Linked DNA regions of Homo sapiens: region 2 is linked to region 1. The links are chromatin loops, found by intact Hi-C in ENCODE. Cell type or tissue: natural killer cell. All regions are shown on one strand. Each heading gives the region's core, and the rest is flanking DNA. Links, peaks and the distances in the headings are about the cores only.

The links. Hi-C counts contacts between places; a loop is a spot of excess contacts. Peaks named below come from ENCODE experiments on the same cell type or tissue, not always from the same donor. Only the 100,000 strongest peaks of a DNase experiment are listed, where the experiment ranks them.
Region 2: it touches region 1 in a loop (2.1-fold over the local background); 10 of 110 quality-filtered maps call a loop at or near these places.

The regions. Positions count from the first base shown.
Region 1 is chr2:239,261,873-239,274,269 of GRCh38, reverse strand. All of the region lies in intron 2 of HDAC4 (histone deacetylase 4), which reads left to right. Among named protein-coding and RNA genes, the nearest start is that of MIR4269, 37 kb to the left of the region's middle. RefSeq lists enhancers at 450-1,227, 6,977-7,026, 8,970-9,069, 9,500-10,167, 11,718-12,217. In natural killer cell, for the core only: a CTCF peak has its summit at 6,636; DNase peaks (open chromatin) are centred at 6,679, 7,349, 8,919 and 9,579; H3K4me3 peaks cover 1,746 bases; H3K27ac peaks cover 3,806 bases.
Region 2 is chr2:239,143,390-239,155,786 of GRCh38, reverse strand. HDAC4 (histone deacetylase 4) reads left to right here. Exons shown (of 27, transcript NM_001378414.1): 8 at 11,073-11,204. Among named protein-coding and RNA genes, the nearest start is that of HDAC4-AS2, 44 kb to the left of the region's middle. In natural killer cell, for the core only: no CTCF peak of the experiment used is centred there; a DNase peak (open chromatin) is centred at 5,076; H3K27ac peaks cover 1,638 bases.

The DNA.
Region 1 (12,397 bases), core at 2,194-10,193:
TGTAACCTTCCACAATTGTGAGCCCAGGTTTATGTTTGCAACAAATAATAAACAGCAAAACAGAACAGAGTGATACCCCCGTCCAAATCTAGCACCTTCACTGGCTATCTTTCATTTTTTATTACGGAAAATTTCAAACATTTACGAAAGTGAAAAGACAATAAGGAGCGGACTAGGCTGCTGTCCCCATCTTCAGCGATGGCTGAGCAGGGCCAGGCCTGCCTCACTGTATTGTTCCAAAGCAGTTCTACCGTCATGCAGGTGTCTTCCGAACATGCGACCCTAATACCATTGTCACAGCTTTAACACATCAACACGTGAATCCATCAAATAATCAGTCATTTAAAATCCCCATTGTCTCAAAAAGTTTTCAGTCTCTTTTCTTTTTGTATGTGGCTGTTGTTCAAATAAGTGTTAAGTAAGGTTCGTGGGTTCTAATGGGCCACTGTCACTTGTGATGGACACAGCCGTTTCCTCCCTCTTGCTCTCCAGTCTATTTGTTGGGGAGCTTGGCTTGTCCTGTTGTGTGGCCACGGCAGAGCTCTCACTGCCTGTGTCCATGTGGCGTGTTGAGCAAGTTCCTCCTCCCTCTCTTTCTGGTGACCTGGCGGTTGCAGCTGGAGCCTGCGCCGGACCGGGGCTAGTTGGCAAGACTGTGGCATGGGGGCGTGGGCGTTCTGCTGGGTGATGAGCGGGTCCTGAAGGTGGCTGTCTAGCTTCATTCCTTCCTTCCTGGGGGCTGCAGAGTGATAATCCAAGACACTCACTCCTGAATCAGGTAAAAGACTTCTGCAGAGAGGAAGTGCCCTCATCAGCTCTTCGGCTCACACAGGAAAGGCTTTCTTTATTTACCATCTTTCAGAGGAATGAGCTCGTTGCTTTACATCATCTGAAGGTCACTGGTGAGTTTTGTCGTTTGTTTTTGTGTGTAATTGTGAGCTTGTGGGTTTAAGTGTGCTCCATGCCTTTTAGGCCTTTGCTGCTGTTACTCTCATTGATGTTCACCTTGTCCTCCTTGATCCACGAGGCCCTGTGGAGTTGGCCCTTGAGTCTTTTGGACATAACCCTTGCAGTCTTTGATTGCTTCCTTGCTCTGCTGTGACAAGACACCTTGTCACCTTGTATAATTCCTGTCCCCGGAATTTATCTGATAATCCCTCATCTCAGTATCCTTAATCACATGTGTAAAGTCCGTTTGAGCATCTAAGGTGGTGTATTTCTAGGTTCCGGGAATGAGGATGTAGACCCTGTGTGGGGTATCATTTATCCTTCCTGTGCTCAGCCCTCAGACCTGCAGGTCTGGTCTCTGACTCTGCCGCTCATCGTGGGCAACTCTCTGGCCAGGTCGCTAGGGAGGGAAGAAGCCGTTGCAGGAATATAGGGACAGCTTGGGACGAGAGGGCCAGGGTAGATGCCTGTCTAAGGGTCTAGGGAGGTACAGAGGTGAGCCCCTCTGCTGCTCTTGTCCCCTACAGTTGCCTGCCCTGCTCTGCCAGAGTCAGAGGGCATCGCCTGGGGCACCCACAGCAGCAGCGCAGGGGTGCATTGGGGGTGAGTGCAGATGGTTGGCTGCGAGAGGTTCCGATGCTGGGTTTGACAGTCAGGGTGGTCTTGTATCTTTTTGATCCTGGCCATCCTTGTGGATAGAAAGTGACATCTTATTGTGATTTTGATTTACATTTTCCTGAGGTTAACAACTAGTGATGACAGTCATCTTTTCACATGCTCATGGGCCATTGTGCATCTTTGGAGAAATGTCTGTTTAAATCCTTTGCTCATTTTAAAATTAGATTATTTGCCTTTTTATTGTTTGAGTTGTCTGGCCCTTTATATTCTAGATACAGCTCCTTGATCAGATATATGGTTTGCAAATATTCTTTTCCATTCTGTAGGTTGCCTTTCTGGATGGTGTCTTTTGAAGCTCAGAAGATTTTTATTTTGCTGGTATCCTGTTTGGCTATTTTTTTCTTTTGCTGCCTGTGTTTTGGTGTCCTATCAGAGACATTTATTGAACTCGGATTGGATTGGAACGATGATGTGGGCCCCCTCTTGGGGCTCCTGGCTTTTGGCTTCTGTTGAATGTAAATGCTAAAAGGCTTCTCTGGGCTGTTAGGAGAGAGGCAGATTTTATTGCCCAGCCAGCTTCTGCAGTGTCTAATGGCTAGATTCGCTTTTCCCACAGTTGTTTTTAATTGAATGTCCGTGGGAAAGTGGCCAAGTAAATGGAAGGTTTCACAGAGAGAGCTGGGTTTCTTTGTTGATTTTTTTTGAAACTGTGCTTTTTTGTCATTACTGTGCAGAGTTTGTTGGAATCTGGCGCCAGGTTGTGATGTCTGCTGAGACTTGTATTGGTCTTGTTGAGTATGGCAGCATTGTAGTGGCTTTTCCCCCACTCGAAACACAAGTTCCAGGAAATTTCGAAGCTCTGTGTAACTTCCAGGTGGACATCTTCCCTGTTGAGAGGTTAATTATGGGACGTGGAGCCATCAGGGACTCTGAATGTGGGACACACATCCTGAGGAGAGAGGCCACGTCTTGGAAGGATGAAGGGCAACCTGTCTTCGGGGTCCAGAACTGGACTCTCACTCAGCAGCTGTGCCGGCCTCAGCCACCCAGGCTTTGTGTCTGTAACATGGGGATGACGACAGTGTCTACCCGATAATCCGGAGATCCACATCGGGGGATGGAGAGCTCTAGGGAGGATGCCGGCAGAATCGGCTCTCATAGTCCTAAACACAATCACCAAGATGAACTGTTGCTTTCATGTGAATTGAGTATTCCTCATTATTCCAAACACAACAGCACTGAAAACTTAGAATGTGTAAACAAAAAACACACTAAGCCGACCGAGCACAGTGGCTCACACCTGTAATCCCAACACTTTGGGAGACCAAGGTGAATGGATTGCTTGAGCTCAGAAGTTCAAGACCAGTCTGGGCAACATGGCAAAACCCCTTCTCAAACCCCTACTCTACTAAAAGTATAAAAATTAGCCAGGCATGGTGGCATGCACCTATGATTCCAGCTACTCAGGAGTGTGAGATGGGAGGATCACCTGAGCCCAGGAAGTCGAGGCTGCAGTGAGCCGTGATCACACCACTGCATTCCAGCCTGGGCAACCGGAGCAAGACCCTGTCTCAAAAAACACCAAAAAACATACTAAGCCCCAACCTTTTTACTGGTTTTAAATTCTGAATCTTGCATTTCCTTCAGCTCCAAATTAATGAGAAAAGTGAAGGTTGTGTGTCTATCAGATAAACCCGGTCCTTTGAGTTGTAAGTATTTTCAGAGATTTGTAACTAATTAGGATATATTTAATATTAATGCACATATTTGCCATGTTTCTGAATGAGGAACGGACACTGTATTTTCCTTGCCAAAAGCTAGCCTACCAGTGTATAATTTACTCTGTATCTGGGGTTTTTTGGAGGTCTGTGCATATTTTGGTTTGAACTAAGAGCCACTTAAGTCTGCACGTGCTGCTCACAGTAACGCTCACATCTGTCGTATCCGTCAACAGGTCGTCTTACTCCTTTCCATTAAGTAGATGGTTTAATGATTTCAGAAATGTCAGATAGTTCCCTGTTAGTGCATGTAAGAAATTATACAAATGCTGAATGCAAGTAGCACATCTTTGTTTGGAACAAGGGAGTGGTCCAGTTCCGAGGAGACTTGAAAGCATTATAATATTCCTGATTAGGTTATAAATGTCTAGGTTTTTTAGCCCCCGGACTATTTCAGCTTATTCTGGATTCTCATTTTTAAAGGCCTCTTTTTCTCTATCGCCTCATTCTATCTCATTTTAAAGTCTTCCTTTTCTCTATCGCCTGCTTCACTGTGTCTCACCATGAAATTTCCTGTTTTTCTGCATGTTGCCAGCTCTGCTCTTTCTCCTTTCCAGTTGAATACATCGGGGGGCAGCTAATGAGCATCCCATTGAGGCCACAGCGAGTTCTTTCGGCTTGCTCAGAATTTCCCTCTCCAAGGTGTCACCAACGGCGCTTTTCTGTTTCCGTCATCCATTCATTTTTACACATACGGATGTGGACAGGCCACAGGGTCCACACAGCTGCTCCAGTGCAGCCCGAGACAGAGCTGATGGGGCAGCCTCCAGGACTCTGGGTCCTTACCTGCTGCCGTGGGAGTCATCAGGCTCCTGAAAGGCTGGTGACATCCTGAGCTCATCCAGAGAGTAGGCTCTGGGACCTCAAGGGCCACCTGCGTGCAGTTGACTCTCTCTCAGAGTTGCCTGTTGTGTTTTGTGTAAGGACATCATTTTGGGGGGCGGGGAGATAAGTCAGGTCCACTCGCTGCTCTTGTCTATGAAGCCCTGACACATGATAATGTGCAATTAACAAAGTGCTGGGATGAGATCCGAGCCAGCCTTGGGTCGTAAGAACCAAACCCATCATTGCTGGCCTTGTAATTATACTGTTGTGTGTGGACAGTTTGTACTTTTTCCCTTTTCGAGCAACTTGGAAGATTTGCTGTGTCTTTAAGTTGAAATGACTTGAGTCATCTTCCCTTAGAAACCTTCTGTGTAGAAACTCAGCCTCTGAACACACGGTGACCCGGCAGTCCCGGCCACGAGGTGACCAGTACTTGATATTTGTCTTTTTAGGAAAGCGCACGGGCTCGCAGTGGCCAGCCCACTGGGGCATGAATAAGGACCCTCCTCCTCCAGGAGGCCAGCAGGGCCTCATGCTTCTCATTCAGTGGGGAAAACTGGGGTTCTGAAGAATGGAGCTTGCAGAGAATTCCTGCAGACTGGAATGGAGTTTGGCACTCAGCTAAAAGGTGTTGAGGTGACACCTGCAGGAGTTACCTGGCCAGTGCCAGGAAGTCAGACCCCACCCTTCCTTGGGCACACAGACAATGTACAATATTTGCTAGGTGCATGCATGCATGCACGTGTATGTAGATGTGTGAATGTATGTGGGTGTGTGAATGTGTGTGGGTGTGTGAATGTGTGTGGGTGTGTGAATGTGTGTGGGTGTGTGAATGTGTGGGTGTGTGAATGTGTGTAGATGTGTGAATGTATGTGGGTGTGTGAATGTGTGTGGGTGTGTGAATGTGTGTGGGTGTGTGAATGTGGGTGTGTGAATTGTGTAGATGTATGAATGTATGTAGATAATGAATGTATGTACGTCTGAATGATGGGGGTGCTTGGATGGCTTCCATCTGCTGGTAAATTAGGTCTTAGTGTGCACAGTAAGAGGGTCTTCTAATTGAACGTTTCCAATGGTAGCTCCTAGAATCAAGCCGCTGGAAGCTCAGCTATGGAAGTGATGGGTCCTTGAGATTTCTTGCCAGTGCGATTAGTCTTTCTTTAAAAGCCAGCTCAATTCCATTCTTCTATGTCGCCATTTCTTTGTTTCTTTCCATTTTGTGGGGGTAGGGAGCCTGGCACCATCCACCTGGTGCCCTAAGGTCCCCTGGTAGGCTTCTGCACAAAAGCTTGCCTGTCTGACCCTGTTCTTGGTTGACAACTGATGAAAAGGCTAAGAGAAGTTCAGTTCTCACACCTGGATCTCTGCGGTTTCCTGGGGAGTCCTGTTCCCTTTTCTCTGTCCAGCCCTCCTGAGGGGCTGTGTCCCTGACAGGAAATGGGTGGTCACCTGGGATTACCCTGTCTTCCTTGGCCTGCAGGCCATCTAGTCACAGGGCAGGTTCTTCTGTCCCTCCAGGTGGTCATGAGCACCAAACCGATTGTACTGTGGAAATGCTTGGTAAAAGCCAGCAGGGAAGAAGTATGTTGATTCCTTTTTGTGGTAAGTTAGAACTCAGAGAGAAATTTGTTTACTTTCATGATGAATATCTTTATCCTTGACATGTGGCTTATTTACTCAGCGTCTTTTCAAAATCACACTTTATCCTGAGAAAAATCTAGACCCAAGTCTAATCTCTGATCTCTTGGGTCACTCTTCACAGTGTGGAATGGGCCCTGCTCCTTCCAGGACAGGCCTGCCTAGGGCTGTCAGTGGGGCCTGGCCCGCCAGGGCCACCGTCCTGGCCACCAGCCCGAGTCTGGGAGTGGCCAGCGCTGTTGGCATTCCCAGTTTGCTGAGGACCAAGTTCACTTCCTCCAGCACCCATTCCAACTTCCTAAGGAGAAAGCTCAGCAGCGAGAATGGGATGAATTGAGCAAATAAAAAAAATTACAACCAAGTGAATTTAAACCCCTCTCAAAACATTTTCTGATTATTCTGGTAACTCTTTGACCTAATTTGGACAACAGTTAGAGAAATTCAGATTTATGCCTGGAATTCAAGTATAGCCTGTAGCTTGGTGTGTGTGTTTTAAGTGCTTGATATTTGTCTTTTTAGGAAAGTGCACTCATTCTTAGACGAGACGGTATTTGAAAGACTGTTTGGAATGTGCAGAATTACCATGTAAGAACTCAGAAGCTGGGAACAATGGCAAGCGGCTGGCTTTGGGTGGAAACTAACCAGCTGGCTGGAGCAGTCTCTGTCCTTGACGGAGGGAGAAGCCTGCGAGGGGATGCAGAGGACCTGCCCCAGGGCAGAGCTCTTCGTGAGGGGCCTCGTCCCTGTGATTTGAGTCCCCATTGCCGTGTAGAAGGGCGCAGGGCCCCTGGCACAGGCCTCTTCTGTGGAGCCCTCCAGGTCTGCCTTGGCTCAGGGCTCCGCCTCCTGGTGAGGAAGTGTCACGGAGCTGTGGTTTAACGTTTCCGGTTTGTGGCTAGTTTCTTGTGTGTACAACTCTCTATAGCTGTGCCAAGCCCTTCCGGGAACAGTTGTAGATTTTTGCTGCCTTCAGCACGTCCTCAAGGGTTTGGGGAGTCCTTGCTGTCCACCGTTGTATCTGGGGACCCTGGGCAACTGCTGAGTGGTGCCATGGGCCCTGGTGCTCCGCTGGGAACTGTTGGCCACTGGTGCTCTTCAGACTCCATCGGCTTCCTCGGGAGGGTCTGTATCAGAGGCCGTCTGTCTGGTGTGATATGGACGGGTGTGGTATGCGTGTCCATGGTCACGGATTAGTGTTTACGAAGTGTAATTATAGGTGCAGTGGATGGGAACTTTCTGTGGGCCGGGCACTGCCCTAGATCCTGGACGGTGGTAGGTCCCACCATCTCCCAGGTCATAGATGGCAACATCAGAGGTCAAGTAATGTGTCCAGTGCCACAGGAGTGCTAGGTGGTCAAGCGGCACCCCCCATGCAGTGTACAGCTGCCGCGGAGACCATGTGGGCACTTACTCTCCCTCTGCACAGCTGTGAGCACCAGCTGTGCACAGCCACTGTGCCCAGGATGCCCAGGGTGGTGTCCTGAGAGATTACCAGTAGCCCTGCCTTGTCCCCTGTGGCTTAGGGGACCTCCAGTGGTTAGGGCTGGGGGAGACGAAACTAATGACCTGGTGTCCCCTGGGGAAGGCCACAGCACCTGGGTGTGGGGTGGAGCAGGAGTCCCAGGAGCTATAGAGGCCAAGCGGGTGCCTTGTAGACACCGTCAGTGCTGGCTAAGTGAAGGAAGAGCCTCTTCCACTTTACAAGCTCACAGTCCCCTTTGGGCTACCTGGAAATGGTGACATTGGGAGGGTCCCAAGAGGCAGATGTAGAATGTGGAGACAGAGGGAGAGAGGGTGGGATGTGAGCTGTGAGCTGCAGCGCTTGCCTTTGGGTGTGTGGAAGCCATGATGATTTCTTGGCCAGTGGCTTATAATTTCCCAGAGGGAGCAAAGGTGTGTGTCATGAAATCGTGGACTCTTGCCTCGGGACAGCTGGTATGTAATTGTTAGCCTCATTTGTCCTCAGCAGCCCCGGAGGCACCTCTGGAATAGGTGGGGGTAGCATGGCCAGCACAGGGCCAGGCCCCCCTGGGCAGGTGGGCTGTGAATCTGTGCTGCAGGCAGGATGGCTGTGCGGAGGTCATGGAGGGCTGGGCAGGCCAAGCCAGTGGCTTGCAGTGCAGGGCATTGAGGACAGTCAGAATCTCAGTGTGGGCTCCTGGGACCAGGGTCCCGGCCTATGGAGAATCAGGGGCACGTTTCCCACCTAGCGGCTCTGCTACAGGAAGTAGGCCTGCCTGGAGTGTGGGCTCCCTGCCTCGGGCACTGTGCTGGGATGCCGGCGAGGGGCTATGGCAGTGTGGTGGGCTCCGGCTGGCCTGGCCCCTTGGCCTTATGGTTCACCTCTGGTCTCAGCAGCCTTCACTGGCTGGCAGCCCCTCTGGATGCCACAGCAGCCTCTGCGCAGGCTTAGGGGCTCTGTGTCCCCCTCCCTGTCCTTAGAGGGGGAGCTGGGCAAGGCAGGCCACGCTCCTGCCATACGGTTGGTGTATGAGGATGGACAGGCAGCTCGCTTTGGCCTCACCTCATCCCACCAGGCCCAGGAGGTCAGTACTCCAGCCTGATCGGGGCACTGCCCACTCAGCACCAGCCAGCCCATGGCATGGTTCCCGCATTCCCATTCACCCCCAGGACCTAGCAGAATGCTTGAGCTCATGCATAACCTTAAAATGGTGTTTGGAAGTTCCAAGAAGCCTGGTGTCTCTGACACTGTTGTTTGGGATCCTGCAGAGCTGGCTGACCTTGAGCCTGCACCCAGCCTGGTGGCTGTGTCTTTGTGGGGTGCCTGTGTTGGTGCCGGCGCTGTGGCCTGGTGAGCATTGGCATCACCTCGTGTTCCTGCTCTGTCCTTTGTGCCTCAAGGCTCTGCGGAGCAGGAGAGTCAGGGGCAAAGGGAGGGCCTGGGTTCCCGCCCCACCGCACCTCCCCCCAGGAGGGCTCTTCACCTGTCCCACATGCAGTGCCCAGAAAGCACAGAGGGGTGGTGCTGGGAGGCCACTAACAGTGGGGTTTTTCTTTGATTTTGGAAGTGCTGTTTCTGAGTGGGAGGCCTTGGCTTCTCTGGAGGAGTGATTTATTTTGAAACCACACCCATTGCTGGGCTAAGATTGACTTCCTGATACGAAAGTCTGTGGCGGTGTTTGCTGAGAAGTCACACGTTTGAAGGGGAGGGTTTTATGACTTCATCTGTGATGCCTCTGGAGTACTGTCAGAGGCTGTGATTTTTCCTGAGTGTGCTGGACCCATCCTGGGGTTGGCACACATGTGGGAGCCCTGCTTGTCACTTGGGGGTTAAGGGTGACCTGGAGCAGCAAGTCCTCCCCTGGGGCGGGTTCACAGTGGTTCAAGGGAGGTGGGAGAGCCCCAGGGCTGGCCCCTGGCTCTTTGGCCCCCATCCCCCACTCTCCAGCCCCTGTCAGGCTCTGCACCCCTGTCCACTTCAGCCCGCATTGGGCCTGCCCTGCTCTGCAGGGGGAGGGGCAGGAGAGTCCATCTTCAGGGTTCTCTGAAGCTGGACAGTTCTGAGAGGCAGCTTCCAGCTCATGGAAAAAAGAAAGCCCATTGCCACACCTCCAGCAGCATATGGGGGCCTTCAGGTCCCCGGAACACCGAGTAGGAAGGAAGGGGCAGGACCCTCCGACGGGGCAGCAGTGGGCCAGGTGTCCCCCCTGCACAGTGTTTACACCCTGGGACCTGCCGCAAGGCATGGCTTTCAGAAGAGCCTCCCCCCAAGAAATGCTGCAGACAGGACGGGGCTTCTAGAGACCTTGGCTTCTACCCAGGAAGGCTGATCTATTCTTCGACTGTTGCATCAGCTTCCTCAACCTCTGCAGGTTCAGGCTGCGAGCCCTAGGGAGCATCACTCAAAGCACCCTGTTGGCCACTTAGGATCAGGAGGGCCTCGGCTCACCCAAGCCATCTCCCTCTGGTCGCATGTGGTTGGCTGTCCTGTCAGAGCCGTGGGCAGCCACACTTCTTTTTCCAAGATAAACCGCTGCATCTGCCCAGCGACCTTCATGTGTAGTCTTACATTAGCACATTCTTAACAGACATTTAGAAACCAACCAAACAAAATCCAGTTTCCTGCCCCCACGGTCTTTCGCTCTTTTGCCACACTCACAAATGTGAGCTGCATTTGGAAATGCCTGTGCTTCCATTTGCAAACCGAAGCTGAATGGAACCTGGCAGGCGCATCTGCTCCTCCGCAGTGGAGGCTGGGGCGGCCCGAGCAGAAAGAGGTGAAGCCTGTGCCTGCTGGGAGTCCCCGAGCGGCAGGAACTCCGGTGTCTGGGATGGCCTTTGGGGTGTGACCTTAGGCTGAGGCCAGAGCCCGTCTCCCCACGAGCTCCCCGCCTGGCCTGGGAAAGTCAGCCCCCTCCTTTCCAGGGCTGTGTCTTCCCCCTTTTGTTTTCAGTCATTGAGCCCCCGCTCGAGGATGGCCCCCACCCCAAAGGTCCTGTGTGCCCTGAGTAAGCCACTGGCTCTCAGAGGTGCCCACGTACCCTTCCTTTCAGACTGAGGGGAGCAGTGGCCAGACAGGGCTCTGCCTTCACGGAGCTTCCCCTCTGCAGAGAAGGGGCAGAGTGGCGTCACTGGGCAGCCAGCTTAGATCGAGCAGCAGGAGGCGAGGCTCAGCCGAGTCGGACAGCTGGGGCCAGGCAGGCGGCTTGCTCTGCATGCCCAGGACAGCAGCACTGGGCTCTGTCCCCCCGTCGGTGCCCCCGTGTCTCTCAGGAACCCCTTCAGATGTGGTTAACACCTCCAACTTGGAGGCCTTTCCTGACTGTCCTGACCCTGTTTATTCTTCTCTCCCGTGTCCTTCTAGAACATACTCTCAGGCAAGGCATGAAGATGCTGCTGTGTGTAGAGCCTCACTTCCCTGCCCTTGCCCCTGTCCTTGACAGCAGCTCCGTGCGGGCCTAGCAATACCCGTTGGGCATCAGTGCCAAGAGCTGCCCTGCCTGGGGGTTCCTGGTGGTGTAGACGTGGACGCCTCCACACCTGTGCAGTGAGGCCCATGGGGCAGCTCCGAGGGGGAAGCTGTTCACCTGCTGCCTGTTGTGAAGAGAAGGGGTGATCTCCAGGCAGGGGACTGGGCGGGCTTCGGGGCGGCTGATGTGCAAGGGGCTGGGATGGGCGGGGGTCCTCAGGGTGGGCTTCGAGACAGCTGATGTGTAGGGGGCTGGGCTGGGCGGGGGTCCTCAGGGCGGGCTTCGGGATGGCTGATGTGCAGTTGCACAGTGGCCCCGTGCCCTTGGAGCCATTCTGACCTCTGGGGCAGAGGCTAGGGCACCGACACAGCAGACATGAAGGAGGGTAGTGTTTTTCATATTTTCTAGCAGTAATTGCAGTGGTGTGTATGTGCCTGTGTCACCGCCGCAGCAGGTTCTGGGATCTTCTCTTGGTCCCGAGTGTTTGGGGCAGTGTCCACATCCTTCATTCTCTCGTGTCTTCATCGGCATAATGGGCCCTTCCTGGGGCTTGGCTTCCCGGGGGCTTCACGCGTAGATCTTTCGTGAAGCACAGAAGCTTCCAGGCTGTCTCAGTGGTGCCGTGACCTTCCAGTGAGGGATCCACTCCTTAGAGCCTCACGCTCTCCTGCTCACCAGGGCACCAGCTTTTCCAAGAGCTGCTGGGTGGATCCCAGAACAGTCCCTCCGTGTCCTTAGTGCCTGAGCACAGGCCTCCTCGTCTGTGTTCTTGGGCTGCGAGCGTGGCCCACAGAATGCCCTGTGCCCGTTGCGCCTTCAGCCGTGTGCACCCTTGGGGGTGTCCCGCTTGTGGTGCCTGCCCACCCCTGCACTAGCCCAGGTCTCGTTGGTCCCACACTCTTGCCCAGAAAATGGAGCCAGGCTGAGGATGGGGACATTTGGCCAAGAGTGTCAGAGCCAGGCTCTGGCCCCCTCAGAGTAGAGATCAGTCTTGCCTGCTAATGGCATTACCTCATCTCGGACCTGGGCAAACAAGGCAAGGGTGATTTGAGAAGATCCTCGTCTGTTTCTAATTAAATTTCTATCTCTGCTTTCACAAAAGCTTCTCTTTTATCTCTTCCTCCTAATTATTTTTAAAATCTCAAGGAAAATACATCCCTTCCACTTACGATTCCGCAGAGAACCAAATTGCTACTCTGTTTCTAAAGTGTGTTATTGTGGTCTCTGATACTAAGCCAAGGTTTCTGTAATCCCACTAAAATTTTATCTCACATCACAGAAATTTAGGATTCCCCCAAGGAGACACCACAGGAGGAAATACTAGCTTATAAAAAGCCACGTGGATACCTTGTCGTGGGTCTCAGTGGACCGTGGCTCCTTCTTGGGCCTTGGGGTGAGCGTGGCCCGGCGTCACTGCAGGCGGCGCTGGCGTGGTTGGGAGGGTCCCTCAGGGCTTTCCCTTGGAGCGACAAGGGGGCAGATGCCACCCTGCTGGATTCCCACCTAGGGCCTCTGTGTCTGGGGCCTTCAGGGAAGAGGCCAACCTGTAGGGGCCGGGGGCTCACGAAGGCAGTGCTTTCATGGCGCCAGGCAACCCGAGGACCCTCCGACATAGGCTTTTCGAGACTCTCAGTTGCCCTGGGCAGGCTGGCAGCAGAA
Region 2 (12,397 bases), core at 1,547-9,546, 120 kb after region 1:
TCCCTAGGGGGCGGCTCTTGGAGATGAGAGCCTAGGGGCACCGCTTTTTTTTGCTAAACAAATTCTCTGTTATCCAAAGGTTTTGGCCAGTTCTGGGCGGAAACAGTGAACGTACTCAGTCACACAAGGGCTTCTTCACTGGAACAATGAGGCTTTGTGAGGGGCTGCTGGGAGCCGTGTCAGGCCAGCCACATCCCTGGAGCAGAGGGTCATATCAGGCCAGCTGTGACCCTAGAGGAGTAGGCCATATCAGCCAGCCACATCCCTGGAGCCGTGGGCTGTATTGGTCCAGCTGTGACCCTAGAGGTGTGAGCTATATCAGGTCGGCCATGTCCCAGGTGGAGTGGGCCATGTCCCAGGTGGAGTGGGCCATATCAGGCCAGCCCTGTTCCCAATGGAGTGGGCTCTATTAGGGTGTGTTGAGGCGGTGGTGTCCCAGGTGGAGTGGGCTGTATTGGGCTGGCCATGTCCCAGGTGGACTGGGTCATATCAGTCTGGCCCATGTCCCAGGTGGAGTGGACCATATCAGGCCGGCCATGTTCCCAGTACACCTATTAGGGTTTATTGAGGCGGTGGTGTCCCTGGAGCAGTGGGCCGTATTGGGTCAGCCATGTCCCAGGTGGAGTGGGTCATATCAGGCTGGCCACGTCCCAGGTGGAGTGGGTCGTATCGGGCTGGCCATGTCCCAGGTGGAGTGGGTCGTATGGGGCCGGCCAAGTCCCTGGAGGAGTGGGTCATAACAGGCCAGCTGTGACCTCAGAGGAGTGGGCCGTATCGGGCTGGTGGAGACCCTGCTGGAGTGGGCCATATCAGCACGGCCATGTCCTCTCCAAGTCAAGAACCCTGCAAACATGGGCGCATTTCCATTTGGGCCATAAACCTTTATTGGGAAAAGTGAACCTAGAGCTTCTGCTGCTTTGTTTCATGGGTGTGAGCCTGTGGTTCTTACTGATGCTTCTACTGAGAATGGTCCTGGATTTCACCTGGAGAGCGCCCTAAAGCTTGACAGAAAGAACGGATTTAGAGATCAGTATTTTTTCCAGAAAGATGTGCCCAGTAGTATCAGGAGAGAATCTGTGGGCTGATTCTTACAAATCGCCCTCCAGGTTCCCTTTCTGGGGACTGATGCTATTATTAATCAAATTCCATCAACAAAACCAAAGTCCGCGGTGAGTGGTGGGCCCTATGCTGGGAGAGAGACCCGGGGAATGGGGAGGCAAGGAACATGCCTACCCGGAAGAACCCTGCCCTAGAAACTGGAGCGATGCCGAGGGTGGAGGGTGGGAGCCCGGAGGTGTTGTCATCAAGTGCTGTGGGTTGGATGTGTGCTCATTCATGTAATAGCTCTGTGTGCCCTGAAACAAATGCCTTCCGTTCCCCTGGCCTCCATTTCCTCATCAGCACAGTGGGTCTGCCCACACCCACATCCTCACGGCTGTGGCATGCACCCATCCCCAGAGTCTCCTCTTGTCCTGGGAGTGATGGCTGTGGCACTCAGACTCCAGAGCCATGGACCCAGGAGGGAGCTTCCAGCGAGAGCACCAAGCCCAGCAAGTCGGCCTCATGTGGGGACGTGCCTTCCCAGAAACTCCCCATTTGGAGCCTTTCCACCAAGGGCCCCAGGAAAGGACAGCACACACCACCCATCCCATCAGGCCCCAGAGCAGTTCCTCAGCAGCTCCACACCCCAACTCGCAACAGAACAGCAGGGATGGGGGAGCCCTAGGAGCTATTTGCACTGGCTCCTCCCCCATCCCAAATGTCAGCACTACCTGGGGATCAGCCTCCTGTTCTAAGAAACAGAACCAGCTTGAGTACTTCATAGCAAGGAAGGCTATCAGCATGGGAGACGGCACACTGTCACGGCCCTGCCCTGCTGTTCACCATCAGAGGCCTTTCTCCCATAGGCAGGGCCCGCGCCATCTCTCGTAGATTCCGTGGCTGTTGGCTTCCCATGCTGCCTTGTGTTTCTCTGGGGATGATTGGAAGCAAAGTCTCCAACACCTTCTACTGTGCTTCTAACCTTGTGATAGCACCACCCTCCAACTCCCTGCTTTCTTGAGAACGGAAGAGAGAATTCTGTTTTCACACTCCGGGAAATGTTATTTAGAATACATAGTGCTCCAGAAGAACTTAATTAAGATTTGATTGCATTATCAGTTTTTTAAAAAGTCATCACTACCACATTAATAATAATAACATAAAGATTTCCGAGAAAACGTTTAAACCACTTAAGAGAATAGTGTGTAGTTACACACCCTGTATCACCCTTGACATCTACTTTCAAACACATGACATCGCTCATTCTAAGTAAGTTATATCTGTGCTTTTCTGCAGTAATTGGTAATATGAAACACGTCATTAAATTTTAGTTATGAAGTTCCTTGAATGAACTGAAATAGTCTTTAATAATTGTGATGTAGACTTAAATAATTATATGATTTTGATTTTACATTAACTTATCCTGACCCGGCACACAGTTTGCCCATTTCTGCATCTCTAAAGGGCAATTGTATGACCTGTGAACATGTGAAAAGCTTTGTCACTGTCTTGTGAATTTTGTCGTCACCCCATGCATTTTTTGCATGTCCTTTGCTGGCTCTGCTGACAGGTAACGCCTGTACCAGCTCAAACGTCTGACCTCCCTGGTGAAAGCAATGCAGTGACTCCTATTCGGAGCTTGGGCATATTCTGGGCATTCACATCGCCTGCACCTGTGGGCAGGACCAGGTGCCTGAGTTTCTACCCAGCTCCTTCACCCGCCACCTTGGGACCTGGGGAAGCTCTTGAACCTCTCTGTGCCTCAGTTTCGTCATCTGTGAAATGTACCTTTAAATTGCTTCTCTCCTGGAGCTATCATGAGATGTGAATTAATTAATATTTGCAAAGTCCTTCGAGTAGGACCAGATCGAGGTGTTTTCTGCTCTTGTTTCTCTACGCTGTTAGGGTGTTTTTGATTTTTTTCTCCATCCAATGACTGGTAACTGCCAGACCCAGCATCCCCCCACCTCCTTGCCTCCATGCCTACAGTTCAGGTAGAAACCAGCAGGAGCCACTCACCTCCACTTAGAGAAGGACCACAAGGATGGGAACACCAAGATTTATACCCAAAATCTGGCCAGAAGGGCCCATCTTGCTCTGTTGGCTTTTCAGGGCTCATCTCCTCGCTCCTGGCTTGCCTTCACCTGAGTGCCATCTCCCAGGAGGAGCCTCCACCGCTGGGCTTGAGAGTCAGAGACCTCTACCCAGGGCCTCAGGTCCAGCTCTTCCTGCCAGAGGCCCCGCCCCTTTCCTGGGAGATTGGCAGCAGGGGTGTCTCCACTTCAGAGGTCTTCACCTCCCGCCAGATTTCGGCCCAGGGTGAGGTGCCTGGTCCCTTCCCATGTCTGTGCAGCCTCAAGTGTCACCCTGACTTTGGGTTTCTGCAGACTTGTGAAGCCGCCAAATGTGTATTTTTAAATATAGTCAGAAGAGACAGAACTGTGTGGATCACTGTCATGGACATAGGACGCTGGATCTTTCCTGCACTGTGTGGGTGTCAGATGGCTTCACCAGAAACTGCATTTAAACAGAGCCTTTGAGTCCATGTTCACGCTGAGGAATGGAGGCTTTTCCACTTTTAAAAGCAAGCAACGTTTTGTCATTTTGATGATGTTGAGGGATCTTAGTTTTCCCCAGTAACATCTTCATCGTGATCTTCTTAAAGATATTAGTCACCGTGTATTTTTTATAATGACTCTTAAATTTTCCCCTCATGTGACTGCTGATAGATGAAAGGAGGCCAAAACAACTAACTAACTGTTGTCCAGCCAGCACAGTTCGTTCCCATTTGTCAGCAGCTTCTTGGGCCTGAGCACTGAAAACCGTGCACTCCACAGCACTCCTTGTCCAGCATCCTCATGTGTCCCTGGGCACATGGTCCTAGCAGCAAACACTCTCCCCAGCATGTGTTGGGGCCCGGCTGCTGGCCTGGGCTGTGGCACTGCCATGGATTGTCCTGGCTCTTTTAAGGAAGCAAAATCCCAGAGCTCACGTTTGGTGAGAAGTTGGTAACTTCAGCCTTGTTCCGGCATTCTCTAGCCTGCCTGGTAGGGCTTGGTCCCCACAGTTGGGTGTGAATTGGGAGGAGGCTGGGCTGGTCCTAGGGACCGAATTCTGTTGGCCCCTGTATGGATCATGGATCTGGGCAGTCAGTCAAAGGTCCTGGGCTCCCTCTGCACTTGCCTCCATGGTCAGGCTTGAAAAGTGTTCATCTAGCTCTGCCCTCCTCACCTGGGGCCTTCTGAAACCAGTCACTCAAGGTCACGGCTGCCCATGGGAAACATCCATCCATTGCTTAGATGTGCAGATAGGGTGGGTTTTCCTCCATTTTGGGGGGAAGCTGTCCCGCTTGGTGAGGAAGAGCACAGGGCCTGTGGCCAGGCTGGCGCCCACGACACCATATCCTGGGCAGACTAGATGACCTCCCGTTGTGTCCGCAGGTCTGCAAGGTGGGGCGGTGGGCATCCACTTCATGGCTTCATGGTTCTTTCATTAGTCAAGTCCCACAGCTCATCAATAGGCTCATGGCTTTCGCCCTGTGTACTAGTGACCTGAATAAAGTTACAAGTGTTTGTTCTTATCTGTGTGTAGAGTAGGCTCAGGGTACTGTGAAATAGGACAGAGTGTGTTTTCCACCCTCACATTCATCCCTGAGTTTGGGAAGGGGCTCTCTGTTTGCCTCTGACCATTGCTTGCTGTCCCTTGTTCTAATGCAGTTTGCAGAAACTGCTGGAGAGGGGTGGGACCAGGAAGAAATGGGCAGTGCCCACACTTCCTGCTGCTGTATGTAAAGGTGTAATGTAGTACATACTTCAGGAGGTGCAGTGTGGTGAGACTTCCTGCTGCTGTATGTGAAGGTGTGGTACATACGGAGGTGCAGCATGGTGAGACTTCCTGCTGCTGTATGTGAAGGTGTGGTATATACTTCAGGAGGTGCGGTATATACTTCAGGAGGTGCAGCGTAGTGAGACTTCCTGCTGCTGTATGTGAAGGTGTGGTACATACTTCAGGAGGTGCAGCGTGGTGAGACTTCCTGCTGCTGTATGTGAAGGTGTGGTACATACTTCAGGAGGTGCAGTGTGGTGAGACTTCCTGCTGCTGTATGTGAAGGTGTGGTACATACTTCAGGAGGTGCAGCGCGGTGAGACTTCCTGCTGCTGTATGTGAAGGTGTGGTATATACTTGAGGAGGTGCAGCGTGGTGAGACTTCCTGCTGCTGTATCTGTGTTTATGTACCTGTGTGTATATCTGTGTGTGTACCTGTGTGTGTATCTGTGTTTCTATGTATCTGTGTGTGTGTCTGTGTTTCTGTGTGTGGGGTGTGTATCTGTGTTTCTGTATATCTGTGTGCGTTTCTGTGTTTGTGTATCTGTGTTTCTGTGTGTGTGTCTGTTTCTGTGTATCTGTTTCTGTATCTGTGTTTCTGTGTATCTGTGTGTATATCTGTGTATGTACCTGTGTGTGTATCTATGTTTCTGTGTGTGTATCTGTATGTCTGTGTATCTGTGTTTCTGTGTGTGTATCTGTGTGTCTGTGTGTGTACCTGTGTTTCTGTATGTATCTGAGTTGTCTTGTTAACAAAAATACCCATTTTGCGTTTTCTCCTCTACCTTTATTTTTAATTAATATTATATGGTGGCCATTATTCCATTTTTACGTATGAAGCTCAACGCCTTTCTCTCAAGTAGTCTAAGACATAGATATAAGTTGGACTGTTTTCTGGTTACCATTTTGCCAGCAACTTTGAGCACCTTTCCTCACTGTGTTAGTATTTCTGTAGGAAAGGTTCCTGAAAATGGAGCTGCTGGTTCAGAGTATGTATATTCCAAAACATTGAGCAAATGATACCCCCTCCCCAGCAGCCTGAGAGTCCATTTTCCCCACCCCCTCCACGAGCAGGCGGGATGGTGTTGCAGTTCATTCTAGGCAATGTGGCCAGTGGTGAAGATGGCGAGCCTGTTGGTGTTTGAGTGAGCAGTGCCGTCACCGTCAGTCAAGGGCGGGCATGGCTGTGTGCTTGCCCCCTCCCCAGGAGCACGTGAGCAACGTGCTTCAAAGTCGAGGGTGGCTGGTGCCCCGGAGCTGGGCAGCGGGGCTGCCCTGAGCAGGCTCTGTCTTCAGAGCCACCCTGTGCCCAGCATCTGGAGCCACGCAGGGCACGTGAGGCGGTTCCATCAGTGCTGAATGGAGGTTGCTTAGCGGCAGTGCGTTCACCTGTTCTTCTGTGGGGCATCGTCTTTGCTTGTTCCTTTGTAAGTACTGTTTATATGTTGTTTGCAATGCTGTGTTTTCATGTATTACAGAAGTTAGATTCCAGTCTGTCATTTGTCTTTTAGAATTATCTTTTTATTTATTTATTTATTTATTTATTTTGAAACGGAACGTCGCTCTGTCGCCCAAGTGAGACAACCTCCGCCTCCTGGGTTCAGGGGATTCTCCTGCTTCAGCCTCCTGAGTAGCTGGGACTACAGGTGCCACTACCACACCTGGCTAATTTTTGTATTTTTAGTAGAGACGGGTTTCACCATGTTGGCCACGCTGGTCTCAAACTCCTGACTTCAGGTGATCCACCTGCCTCAGCCTCCCAAAGTGCTGGGATTACAGGCATGAGCCTCCATGCCCGGCCAGAATTATCTTTTTATTTTCACCGAAGTAAATAAACGTACATTTACATAGACCCCCATGATGTTCATGATAGGAGAACGGCCGTCCCTGACTGCCTGTCCCGCCTGCGTTATTACAGCGTGTGTCACGTTCACAGCAGAACCAGAGTCCACCTGGACTGCATTCACCTCGTAGAAATTTTTCCGGAAGTTGATCATTTTTTTCATTTGCTTAGTTTCACACCTGCCTGCTATCAATTCAGGCCCACATTTCAGCAGACCTAGGAGACCCTCCTCTGCACAGCAGGCCGCCTGGTGCTTCTGGCCCCACTGCCCGGTGCGTGTGAACGGTCTGCTCTCCCGGCCTGGCCCCCGCCTCCTCTCCCGGGCTCCGTGGCCTCCTTTCTGCGGCCTCGCCATCTTGGTCATGCACGTCTTCCAGTGGCTCTTGGAGAAGTCGTGCATGGAGCATGAGTTTTTGGAGTCCTCATTTGCTGGTAAATCACTTTATTCTGTCGCACTCTTGGATGATCAGTTGGTTGGGACGGGTTTCCTGCAGGGTTTTCAGGTCATCGTCTTGCCCTCGATGTGGCTGTTGCCAAGTACAAAACTGTTCTCAAGGCCGAGCCTTTGTCCCCAGAGCTCTGAAGCAGTTTGGGATCCCGCAGGTGGGGGATTCTTGGCCTCCGTGTCCAGCTCCTCTTCAGCTGGACAAGTAGGCCTGGAATTGCTGCTCATGATTTCTCCACCCTGCTGATTCTCTCTTCTCCTGGCGTTTCCAGTAATTTGTTGTACGACCTTTGCACTCCCATTTTTCATCTTTTTATCCTTTTATTCCCCCTTCTGACAATTCTCAACTTTTTCTCCAGCCCCTTCCTTCTGCACTTTAGTTTTTGTCCTCTTGTCTTTATCCTCTTTAATATTTCCTTTGGTGTCACTTTAGGATTTCAGGGCAGAGCAGCTGGAAGCAGGTGCCTCCTTCTCTCTGCAGTTCTGCCTGCCCGCCCTGTCCCACGGCGATATTGCGTGCATTCTCTGATGCTACATCAATGGGTTCTTTCCTCGCTGGCCGCTGGACATTGCATCAGGCCCACAAAGAAACCGCCCTCCACACTGGTGCCAGGTGCACGCCTGTCCCCTCTGTAAACCCGGCCCCTAAGAGTTAAAGCGTTCCGGCTCTGAGAGCCGCTTCACCTGCAGCTGACTCTCAGGATGTTTAAGTTGGAGGAGCCAGCCTGTGTCTCCATCAGAATTGCTTCTGGCAGAAGGATGAAGGCACCTGCTAGGCATTGGGCACTGCGTTGAATTTTAAGGTTGTGATTGGAATGTTGTATCGCCTTAATTAGTCATTTACTTGATTGGCTTCAGGAGAAACAATCCCACCTGCTCCCTGTTCCCTAAGGAGCAGACACTGCATTTGGAAGTACAGTTGGCATCCTTCCTGCCCTCACCCACGCTTGGTGGGAGCAACTCTTCCATGAGGCCTCCGGCCTGATGCTTTGGTTCTGTCAATGTACCTGCAGCCCTCTTAGGGGTGGGATCCAGTTTCTGCAGTTCCTCCACCTGGCCACATCGTGCCTGGAATGAGTGGAAGGCCCGCGAGGGCGGTGAAGGGGCTGCTGCACTGAGCCAGTACACGTGCAGCCTCGACCCTCACAGTCACCAGGTGCCGGCTTACCTGCATCTTCCACTTTGGCTGCCTTTGGCAGAATTATTGGAGTTACAGGCATTGTGCAAGCTTTAAGACACATGCATTTGAAGGGCTGATATTGTAGGTCCCTATGTCTTAAGTCAATCTATGAGATGCCCGGCCTGGAAGTAATGAGGGAGGGCAGGAAGCAGGAAGGCTGGCCACCCTGAAAGCAGGCAGTGAGCCGGTCCTCGTGGTATGCGGCTCCCCCGGCTGCCTTCTGCCCCCTAGGGCTTCTCTGTTCTCCCCAGGAAGGCCACTTCATGTGCCCCGGGTGGTCTCCAGCATCCCCCTTCTCTCCTGGTCCACGTGCTGCTGCTCAATCCCCTCCCCGAGCCCCGCATCCAAAACCCTGCTTGTCTGATAGGTTCTGCGGGGGAGTCAGAGTGCTGAATAGCCCACGGGGCAGGGACGAGCGGAGGGCCCCAGCCTCATGCCATGCTGTCCCTGGCAGTGCTGGCATGGTGTCCTGGAGCCTCCTGGTCAGCTGCAGCCACCCTGCAGGCAGAGTCGACCAGGGACGTGCAGTCGGCTAGAATCAGGGAGCCCAGGCAGGTGTGCAGGCTGGGAGGCAGGGGGTAAACAGGTGAGGGGACAGAAGAATTCCAGATGGTGAGAAGGCTGCTGTGAGGAAGACAGGGCAGTGGGGCTGTGATGGGGGCAGTGGGGCTGTGGGGGGTCAGGGCAGCCTTGGGAGGGGCGTGGAGCAGAGGCCTGTGGAAGGGGAGAGGAGGGAAGGGGAGGGGAGTGGAGGGAAGGGGTGGGGTGAAGCAGCCACCATGGGACTCTCCTCAAGAGTCTCTTGCACAAAGAGTCTGGAGTGCCCGGCAGGGCTGTGGAGGATCTGCCGCCTGACTGATGACCTGGTGGCAGCGTGATGACCCCCACAGGGCCTGGGGGAGGCGGTGCACTGGGCTGCAGTACCACAGCCAGTCCATGGTAGCCTGGAGTGACCATGTCATGCCCGCCTCCCGATGCCACGTGTCCCACTCTATGTGGCAGGGCAGCCACTGAGGAAGACCTTTCACACAGGGCCAGGGACCCTGTGCTCTTCTGTGGGCACACACAGCCCCTGCCTCTCAGAAGTGGCTCCTGTCCCAGGCCCGGGGAATCCCTGCAGAGCCCATGTGGGTTTCAGTGGAGATCTGGTGGTGAGAGAAGAGGTACTGTTTTCTTGCCTAGTCATCAGTTGGGTTTTTTGGCTTGTTTTTTTTGGTTTTGTTTTGTCTTTTGAATAATGGCAAGAAACCCAGCGTGGAAATAGAAGTGGAGCTTGTGAATCTACGCTTGCCTCGGTCGGTTGTGTTAGGCACAGAAGTGTGCCCTCGTCAGTAGCCCGTGGAGAGGCCGGCTTGTGGCTGAATCCGTCATCTGTCGTCATCCAGGTCCCCCGTGCCACAGCACAGAGGCCTCGCTCCCTGCAGAGGCTTAGAGTCTGGTACCTTCTCACAGCGCCTCTCTGGTTTCTCTGGGAAGGCTGTTTTAGGGAGCTTGCTTCTCCCACATCCTTCCAAGACCTGCAGAAAAACTGTCCCTGACTCGAAGCCTTTTCCAAAGTGGAGAAGGTCCTGGGCTGTCTGCACGTCCCAAAGAGTGAAGTCATGTTGGTCCCCATCGCCCAGCCACATCAGTCCTGCTTCCAGGAGAAACTCCGTCTCATTCCTTGTTGCTCTGGAGGCGGTGCACTGCCTGTTCCAGAAAGATTAAGAACAGCAGGAGTGCTGATTCTTTAAGAAGAGGTAAAATCTCCCTAATGTGCAAATCTCCAAGTGGTAGAATCTTGAAAGTAGCCAAGTAAAACCTCAGAACTCAAAGGCTTGTGTGACACACGTCTCCGTGGCGGTATTCTTGGCTCTGTTCTGGACTCTGAAAGCCGATAACCTCTCCCGGGTGGGTTTGGGGATTTCTTTGACTCCGGTCGCTGCCTTTAGATCCCTAGTGCTTCCCAAGGCGGGCCTCGCGCCGGAGGTTTGGGTTCCAGATGCAGATGAGTTGGGGACCACGGTGGGCTGAAAGGTGTAGATTCGCAAATGGCTCTGTCCACACAGGCAGAGCTGTTCACAGAAACCGACCCACGCCCAGTACCTTCACCCTGTGGTCAGATGAAAGGTGAAGCCGGCGCAGATGTTGGGATGGGCTCTGCTGAGCCTCCCCAGGTCGGGGTGGGGATAGCAGCCTCACGCTCTGGAGGCCTCACTGACTGACACAGCTGGGGCGATGCATGGGCGAGCAAGAAAGTGTGCAACGTGGACACCATCCTCACATCCCTGGGCCCAGCCTCACATCCCTGTCAGTCTTTCTCTGATTTTAGAGCAACACAGCTATGAAGATAGGGGTGTATTATCTAGAAGAGCATTAGTTACGAGACATCGCCATTAAGTGACTTCACACCTCAGCAGCCTCCTGCCACGCCCAGTAAATCAGCTTGTCAGTCCTGTTTCCATCTCCTGGTAAACAGTGGTGGCCTGATTCTGTGAAGACAGTGCCAGCGCTTGCATAATGCTGTGGCCACAGAAATTTATCCAAAGCACCAGATTCGTTTTATTCATTATTTGGGACTGATGAATGGGATTTAGAATCCCCTGCTTCGTGAGCTCCCTGCGCTCTCCCCTGCAGCAACACAGCAGTGTTGAGCAAATATTTACTCACCAGAGTGCGTATTTTTAAAAAACCACCAACAGGATAACCTTGAGCCAGTGGTGTCTGCCTGGCTGTAATGACATCTCCTTTTTGTGCAGCTTCTGAACCGAATCTGAAATTACGGTCCAGGCTAAAGCAGAAAGTGGCCGAAAGACGGAGCAGCCCCCTGTTACGCAGGAAAGACGGGCCAGTGGTCACTGCTCTAAAAAAGCGTCCGTTGGATGTCACAGGTATGTCGGCTGAGCAGGTACACCCGCCCCGCTGCCCTCTCTGCCAGGCCTTCCTGCCATAGGCGATTTCTCTCAGGAGCTTCTGAAAACCCACGTGTCTGCCTCACGCTGTCAACCCCCAGTGTGGTCCTGTTCCCATGGCGCTGGAAGTGCCAGGCCCAGGGGACCAGGTTTGATGACTCCGGCATGTCTAAGCCGGGCCCTGCTCCTGGCATTAGTGACTCAGAGCTGGTTCTAGGTGGGCTGAGGTGCACAAGGGTGCCCCAGCTTGGCACTGCGGGAGATGCAGTCAGGAGCTTGAGTTGAGGCTCCTCTGAAGGTGGGTCTTAACCAGTCCCACCCTAGTAGTGGTGAATCGCATGCTCTGCCCTGTTCCGCTGCCCCTGAGCAGTGTCTGAACCACCGGGGCATTTTAACGTCTTCCCACGCCAGAGCACCCATCAACTGAGCAGGGAGGGAAGCAAGGAGTGAAGTTGCTTCAGCTTGGCCCTAGTGACGTGTCACGGTTGGCCCCATCTAGTGGTGGACACGCAGAAGGACAAGACCGAGCAGACCCCCATCCTGAAGGCTCACCCGCCCCTCTTGAGGGTACATCCCCATCCAGAGGACCACCCATTCCCAACCACCACCAGGGTACACCCCTCACCCCACCACTCCTGAAATCACAGCACCAGGATAAAGGAGCTGCTTGGGCATGGCCTGGATAGAGGGGAGGCAGCGGACATGTTTGCACAACAGAAAGTGTTCAACTTGAAGGCCAAGGCTCATGGTAGGTGGTCTGTGAAAGGCACAGTTCCACTGAGCAGGCTGTTGACCTAGGGAAGCCGGGGAGGGGCTCCTGGTGCCATGCCCCGTGTGTGCGAGCATTGGCATCACACAGGGACTCTGCTTCAGCAGTGAGGTGAGAGCCAGACCTACCCGCTAAATACAGGGCCCTGCCTGTTTCTCGTGCCCTGTCCCCTCTCTACTTGAGGAGTTCCTAACCACGGTGTAAGGGTCTGGGTCTGAATATTTGTGGATTTCTATTAAAAAGTATCTGACATCTTCATGCCCAGGGGAACTCCATATGTGTCATTTCTGATGTAGGTTTCTTTCCTCTGGCCATTATAGTACACACAGACCTTTTCTACAGCCATCAAGAAATGTTATGATCTAAAGTTTCACTAAGTCTAGCTGACTGGGGAAGATTCAGT